Regions from separate parts of the Mus musculus genome. Here all the other regions are linked to region 1. Evidence: chromatin loops called from intact Hi-C (ENCODE). Cell type or tissue: left cerebral cortex. All regions are shown on one strand.

Region 1 (2,500 bases):
ATTTCTGACTCATCAAACCATCCTTCTTCTCATCTTTCCAAAGTCCCGTAGGGAGAAAATGTGGAATGAAGATGTACGAGTGGCTCCAGTCACTCAGACTTCCTTGGAGTCTGAGGCGCCCGAATAGAGAACAGTGTAGCATAATTCCCCTCATTAGGATGCTACTTAATCTCTGAGGATTTTGTTAGCATTTGGTTTTGCTTAACTTTGACCATATCCTTTTTCTCAGAAAGAGGCATTATGGGGTCCTAATGGCTTCTTGAACATCAAATAGCTCTTGAAAGTAAAACCGTGATGGATTGGGTGTGAATGAAGCAAACTGGGATTCGATTTCCCCTGAAATACATATGGATTTAATAATTAGCAGGAAAGCTGTTCATAATTAGAAAAACTGTTTGAGAATAGTGTCCAAGACGCTTGAGAGAGGGAATGTTGTGGGCCATGATTATGCCAGACCTCAGCTTTCTTCTTCTTTGTGATGTCACTGTGGGGCACGGAATAAATAATTATGGATTTTTGCTTAATCTCCATTTTCCAAACATTTACTTGGAAATAGCTGATGTTTATCCTATGGAGGAGATCTCTTCACACTTGTCTACAGTGGCTCCCACTATTATACAGAAGTCAATGTACAAGAAAACTAAAAACAAAAAAGAAAAATCTTGCCTTTTATAGAAAAAAGGGAGTGAGTTAGGTATTACATTCTGCCTAAAGTAAGCAGTACAGATGCTTTGATTTCTCAGGCACTTGGGCATTGAATGAGGAGAAAAGCTTTTTGCTTGGTGGACATTGGTGGGGACAGAGCATGTAAGGACACACACAAGTGTAGGTAGCTCAGACATGTGGAGGAACAGCAATCAACACGCTGCCACAGTGCTGTAGAGGATCAGGGTGCATTGAGGGGCGCTGCACAGCCAGAGCCTGGGGACTGAGCCAAGACTCTTTGCTAAATGACATCACAGCCACTCAGCACTTACTTTATATAGATATAATGTAAATAACTGCTAAGTACACCCAGCCCCGTGTAGGCCTTAGAGACTTTTGACAGATCGACACAGCTGTGAAACCATTACCTCACATCTTGCTATTGGCATTCCAAGTCTCCTCTTGCACACACACACTACTCTGCCTTTTCTAAATACAATACGAAATGCAGCCATGCACCATGCATGCTTGCGTCTGCTGTCTTTGCTCAGCTTGCCGTCTTTGAGGTTTTCTCAGGTTGAAACGCTCACTCTGTTTTACTGCTGAACTTCTTTAGATTGTATGACAGACTGTTTACTACGGCACCTGCGGGCTGGTCCTGGCATCGATAACATGCTATGAACATTTGTGTGCAGACCTTTGTCAGCGCTCACTGCCACACGTGCTGCAGCTAACAAGTCTAGAGAGACCCCACCCCCAGCCCACCAGCCAGAGTAGATGTGTGTGGTGCTGGGAGCAGGAAGAGATGAACTCGCCTCTGGACTGGATAATCGCAGTCCCCTGTCTCCGGAAAAGAATGCAGCCAGCCGGTGCAAGGAGTGGTCTTGCGACCCAACAATGGTGTTCAGAGCCAGTTGTATGAAGTAAGGGTTCTTTTTTTCCACTTGGGTTGCTGAAATGCAGCCAGAGAAACCTGAAGCTGGATGCATGCCTGTCTACTCTGGATGTGTGGAGGAAGGAGTTTGTTGCCATTTACTTGATTAAGAGAATCAATACTACTCAGAAGAGAGAGAGAAAGGAGGGAGGGAGGGAAGGAGGGAGGGAGGGAGGGAGGGAGGGAGAGAGAGAGAGAGAGAGAGAGAGAGAGAGAGAGAGAGAGAGAGAGAGAGAGAGAGGAGAGAGAGAGAGAGAGAAAGAACCCAACCCCTGTCCCTGTCAGGTGTTAGAGGAAAGCCCAGCAGCAGAGCCCTCATTGAGACAGAACTGGGACTCTGTAGAAGCCAGTGAATAAGAGAGCAAACGACACAGGAGGAAGGACATGGGGGAAACGACTGAATTCCCAAGTCATATTCTCAAGGTCCCGGTTTGCACAGGGCCAGCCCTTTCTTGCATCTGAGGTGAGACAAGGTGTGAGCTAGAGGTGGTGACAGAATGATCAGAGGCGCTTCGTCTGTGAGGAAAGCGAAGACAGAGAATGGTTTCCCTTACATCTTCCTTTCCACCCATGCTTTGATTGGCTTGACAGATGTGTATGGACATGTGCCTGTTACTGTGCCTTGCAATGAATCTGAGGAGAGGCAGATGAAGCAGTCAGTCTGCCTTTCAGAACCTGGTACATTAATGGAGGGAAAGCTCGTGCTGCCTGGGGTGAGAGCTGTGGAGGCTGAGACTTAGAGGATAGAGTGAGAAGCAGCCAAGAGCAGCGTAGGAGCCATGACACAGTCAGAGTTCTAGAAGGCACCATGACACATCAGTGTTCTAGAAGGCACCATGACACAGTCAGTGTTCTAGATGGCACCATGACACATCAGTGTTCTAGAAGGCGCTATGACACATCAGTGTTCTAGAAGGCACC
Region 2 (2,500 bases), 56 kb after region 1:
CTTCTTTATACATTGCCTCCTTGTAGAAACTCTTAAAAGCTAGTGCGAACAAAATTTCTTATAGAAATAAACTCTGGATTTGGGGGTGAGGCTGGTAATGCAGCATGCGTGGTGTTCTGGAAACCCTAGATTTGGTTCCCAGCAGCACACAGACCCGGGCCACAACCTCACAATCCTCGCACATGGCATCTGAACACTAAAGGACCAGAAGCTGAAGGCCATTCTTGGCTACATAACAAGTTTGAGGCCAGTTTGGGCTATATACAGTGCAAAACAACAGAACAAAATAGTTTAAAAAATGAGATTTAAAGAAAAAAAAAACAAACAAAAAAACATGGGAAGCTTGGTGTGGTCATGGCTTGTCCTGAACCCCAGTGCCAGGAAGACAGAGACAGGCAGATCTCTGTGAACACTGACTACATAGTGAGTTCCAGGGAAACCAGGGCTGCATAGTGAGACTCTGTCTCAAACAAACAGAATAATTTTCCTGGGGCTGAAGAGATGGTTCAGTAGTTAAGAGGACCGGCTGACATTGCAGAGGACTTGAGTTCAGTCCCCAGACCCCACGTGAGAGTAACAACTATCTGTAACTCTGATTCCAGAGAGAGGATCAGACATCTTTTGGCCTCCAAGGGCACTGCATGTAGGTGTACATTTACATACATGCAGGCAAAACACCAGGACACATAAAAAGAGAGAAAGAGAGGGTTAGAGGGAGCGGGGAGGGAGAGAGGGAGAGAGAGATCTGGGCTGGGAAGATGGCTCAGTGGTTAAGCGTCTCTACTGCTTGCTGGGGTTGGGTGGTGGTGGCACACACCTTTAATCCCAGCACTTGGGAGGCAGAGGCAGGCAGATTTCTGTGAATTTGAGGCCAGCTTGGTGTACAGAGTAAGTTCCAGACAGCCAAGGCTACACAGAGAGACCCTGTCTCAAAACTACAACAACAACAAGCATCTACTGCTCTTGTGGATGAAGCTCGCAACTGACTTCTCAGAACTCCAGCTCTGGGGGATCCTATCGCCCTCTACTGGCCCATGTGAATAACTGTACTCATGTATACAATACCTCCTCTGCCCCCAACACTCATACACAAGTAAACATACACATAATTTTAAATTAAAGATAAATCAAAATTTTAAAATAAAATAAGGAAAAAGAAACCCCACCTTCTTGCTTACTTATATGCCAGAAACTGTAGACACTTTTACTTGGTGGAGACTGTTACTGCCGTCTGTAGTATCACAGTCCCAGAGAAAGGCTACAACGCTAAGACAGACCCGTGCATTCTCCAGCAGTTTGAATACTATCCCAGTCATTTTTTTCTAATTATGAAGAGCTTTCTTGCTAATTATTAAATCCATGTGTATTTCAGGAGGAGCTCTGCCCTTGCTTGCTTCACTCACAGTCAATCCATCATGTGTACTTTTAGGAGCTATTTGATGTTCAAGAAGCAATTAGAACCCCCGTAATGCTCATTTCTGAGAAAAAAGATGTGGGTGAATTTAAGCAAAACCATATGTTAATAAAATCCTCAAAAGAATAAACAGAATGCCATTGAGGAAAGCTATGATCCACTGTGGGGGCTCGTCCGACTCCAGCGGAGTCAGTGTGGCTGGAGCCGCCTGCATGCACATCTTTATTCCACATTTTCTCCCAGGGGGACTGTGGGAAGATGAGAGAGGGGATCATGTGGGGAGCACAGACATGTTTGGCATGCTGTTCCCAGCCGTACCGATATCTAGACTTTCTGGAAACCTTCTTGCCACAGAGCATCACAAACTGCTTACGACAAAATCAACGGGACTATCTTAAGTGCACACTGAACTCTTAAGAAAGCAGAAGTCTCGGTTATTTGTGCCTGTCTTTCTCTTTTCTCTGTCCAAGGATGAAAAGTATAAAGGGTCCTAAACCTGGAGGAAAAACGCAAATTAGACAGATGAGGAAGTGGAAGACATTGTTTATGCACTAATAATGGATCTGATGCCTGAATTTTTAAATTGTCGTAGTATATATATATATATATATATATATATATATATATATATACACACACACATATTCAATCAAGCAAACAAACAACAAAACTCAGGGACAGAGAATGAGACATGAAATTGATGGATGCACAGGAGGAACATGAGAACATGGACATTTGGTCAGAGAATTAACTAGATTTTTTTTCTACCATCAAACACACAGGAGAAGGACACAAGTCTCATATTCTTGCTCTACAGGAAAGCAATGCCTCCCTTAAGAACATGTCTCCATAGCCTGGACATTGGATGGTGATGCCTTTAATCCCAGCATTTAGGAGGCAGAGGCAGGCTCTGAGTTCGAGGTCAGCATGGTCTATAGAGTGAGTGTCAGGGCAGCCAGGGATTATCAGAGAAAATCTGTCTTGAAAAAAACAACAGGGGAGGGCAATGTTGCTATCTCTGTCTGTATATGAAGACATTTTACAAGAGCAAATAACAAACCTTTCTGGAGAGACAGACTTAGTTCA
Region 3 (2,500 bases), 51 kb after region 1:
CTAGATCATGGCTTTGTTGTCCTGAACTATTTGTCAACATACTTAGATGAGGGTGGCAATAGGATATGCATTGCATGTGCAAGCCTTTGCTTCTCGGGTACCATGAAGAGTCGTTTTAGAGGAGGTGATGAGGAGGCCTCACCAGGGCCCAGCTACAGCAGTTATGGAACAGAAGAGACGGGGCTCATCTGGACACTGCGTGCAGGCAGATTTCTAAGAGGCTCCTCTACTAGTTGAGATTCATGATGCACTAAAGTGGATATTTTAAAATCTATTTAAAGTGGTAATCTTGGTACTCAAGAGCCCCATAAGCAGTCTAACCCACATTTGTCACTACTAACCTTGTCTAGACCTATGGTGAACACCTTGTCCACTGGCTGACCAATCTAATTTCAGAAATGGCTTTCTGTCTTAGAAACGTACTTAATCTCCCTGCCTTATGTTGGCTTGATAGAGTCCTTCAGTTGACATCTTGACATATTTCTGTGAAAATGTAGGCTCCACGAGGCAGAGGCCTGTCTGCTTCTTGTTGTGCATCCTCAGCCTCTCACTGTCCAGCAGACAATTGAAGCTTGAATCATTTCTACTGAATGACTTAATACATGAACAAATGAATGAAAGAATGCCCTAAAGCAACAGAAATGTGTAGAATCAAGTTGCCAGGGAGTGAGTGGCTGGAGAGAGAGGAGCAGGAGACAGAGAGAACACACACAGAGGTGGACACTGCTTCCTGAGAGTTGGAGATGAACCAGGTGTATGGGAATTCCTTTAGAGAAAGACTCAGAGTCAAGGGGTAGAAGAGCTGCTCTAGGCATCAAAGAAGGAGACATGGAGCTTATGTAAGGACGCCGTGAGCTGAGTGAGGCCTGAGCCACAGGACTGACCAGGGCAGATGGTGGCCATGAGCATCAATCAGAGCAAACAGCTCAACCCAAGCCACAGTGCCAGGGGGTCTGCAGTCCTGACACATGATGGAAGAACAGCTCTGACATTTCTGGCCTGGGAATGTCCCCAGGGGCGAGGATGGCAGCAGCAGCTGAAGCCACAGAAGGGGGAGGGGCAGTAAAATGCCAGGTTCCCAAATCACCACAAGAGTAGCTCAGGAAATAAGCAATGGTGCTGTGTCAAGAAGCTCCAGGCAGTTACAGGTAAGCGGTCCACGTGCAACGACAACTGAACCCACGGCAACTGTGCTGGCTCCTTCACTTCAGTCATGACCCTCAGTCTGTTCTCATAGCAGGGGTGGGTGAGGCCAGGCCTCATGGGTAACTGTGACCACTGTTGGCAAGAGTTCCAGCCTTAACTGTAGCCAGGAGAGTTAGCACCTGTGAGTGAGAGCGTTGAGGACATGAGGAAGGGATGCTGTAGAGGGCAAGGAGCCCAAGGATACACAGGCATTGCTGGGTTTCCCTATCCTGTGCATTCACAACCACGCCCATGCAGTGAAATCTCGGTACAAAGCCAGAAGATTGGGTTTAGTTTGTTTTAGGAGAGCGGAACACATGGAGGTGGAAGTCTAGAGACAGCAGGGAAGCTCTGTGCCTTTGCCGGATCTTCATGCATATATTTCTTTTGTTCCTTTGTTCTGTTCTGTTCTGTTCTGTTCTGTTCTGTTCTGTTCTGTTCTGTTCTGTTCTGTTTTGTTCTGTTTTGTTTTGAGACAGGGTTTCTTTCGTGTAGTCCTGGCTGTAACATACTTTCTTTTCTTTTTTAGAAATGTATTTGTTATATATATATATATATATATATATGAGTACACTGTAGCTGTCTTCAGGCACACCAGAAGAGGGCATCAGATCCCATTACAGATGGTTGTGAGCCACCAAGTGGTTGCTTAGAATTGAACTCAGGACCTCTGGAAGAGCAGTCAGTGCTCTTGACTGCTGAGCCATCTCTCCAATTGTATGTATATATTCCTTAATCTATGTCCACTGTTATATCCTTTATGACAAAGTGATGAATCTAAGTGTCTTTGTAAGGTCTGTGAGCTGCTGACACTACCTAATCAAACCCAAGCATCTCCAGCCTCTCTCCACCTTTCAACGTGCCTTCTAGAACACTGATGTGTCATGGCGCCTTCTAGAACACTGATGTGTCATGGTGCCTTCTAGAACACTGATGTGTCATGGTGCCTTCTAGAACACTGATGTGTCATGGCGCCTTCTAGAACACTGATGTGTCATGGCGCCTTCTAGAACACTGATGTGTCATGGCGCCTTCTAGAACACTGATGTGTCATGGTGCCTTCTAGAACACTGATGTGTCATGGTGCCTTCTAGAACACTGATGTGTCATGGTGCCTTCTAGAACACTGACTGTGTCACGGCACCTTCTAGAACACTGATGTGTCATGGCACCTTCTAGAACACTGATGTGTCACGGCACCTTCTAGAACACTGATGTGTCATGGCTCCTATGCTGCTCTTGGCTGCTTCTCACTCTATCCTCTAAGTTTCAGCCTCCACAGCTTTCACCCCAGGCAGCATGAGCTTGCCCTCCA

Evidence for each region. Hi-C counts contacts between places; a loop is a spot of excess contacts. Peaks named below come from ENCODE experiments on the same cell type or tissue, not always from the same donor. Only the 100,000 strongest peaks of a DNase experiment are listed, where the experiment ranks them.
Region 2: a loop joins it to region 1, with 16 times the contacts of the local background. A loop is called at or near these places in 14 of 42 quality-filtered maps.
Region 3: a loop joins it to region 1, with 7 times the contacts of the local background. A loop is called at or near these places in 15 of 42 quality-filtered maps.

The regions. Positions count from the first base shown.
Region 1 is chr2:154,970,972-154,973,471 of GRCm38, reverse strand. It overlaps a transcript of a not described here. Among named protein-coding and RNA genes, the nearest start is that of a, 41 kb to the left of the region's middle. In left cerebral cortex, no CTCF peak of the experiment used is centred here; DNase peaks (open chromatin) are centred at 44 and 984.
Region 2 is chr2:154,915,227-154,917,726 of GRCm38, reverse strand. No RefSeq gene overlaps it. Among named protein-coding and RNA genes, the nearest start is that of Eif2s2, 24 kb to the right of the region's middle. In left cerebral cortex, a CTCF peak has its summit at 1,031 (motif pointing left); a DNase peak (open chromatin) is centred at 1,014.
Region 3 is chr2:154,919,597-154,922,096 of GRCm38, reverse strand. No RefSeq gene overlaps it. Among named protein-coding and RNA genes, the nearest start is that of Eif2s2, 28 kb to the right of the region's middle. In left cerebral cortex, no CTCF peak of the experiment used is centred here; no DNase peak of the experiment used is centred here.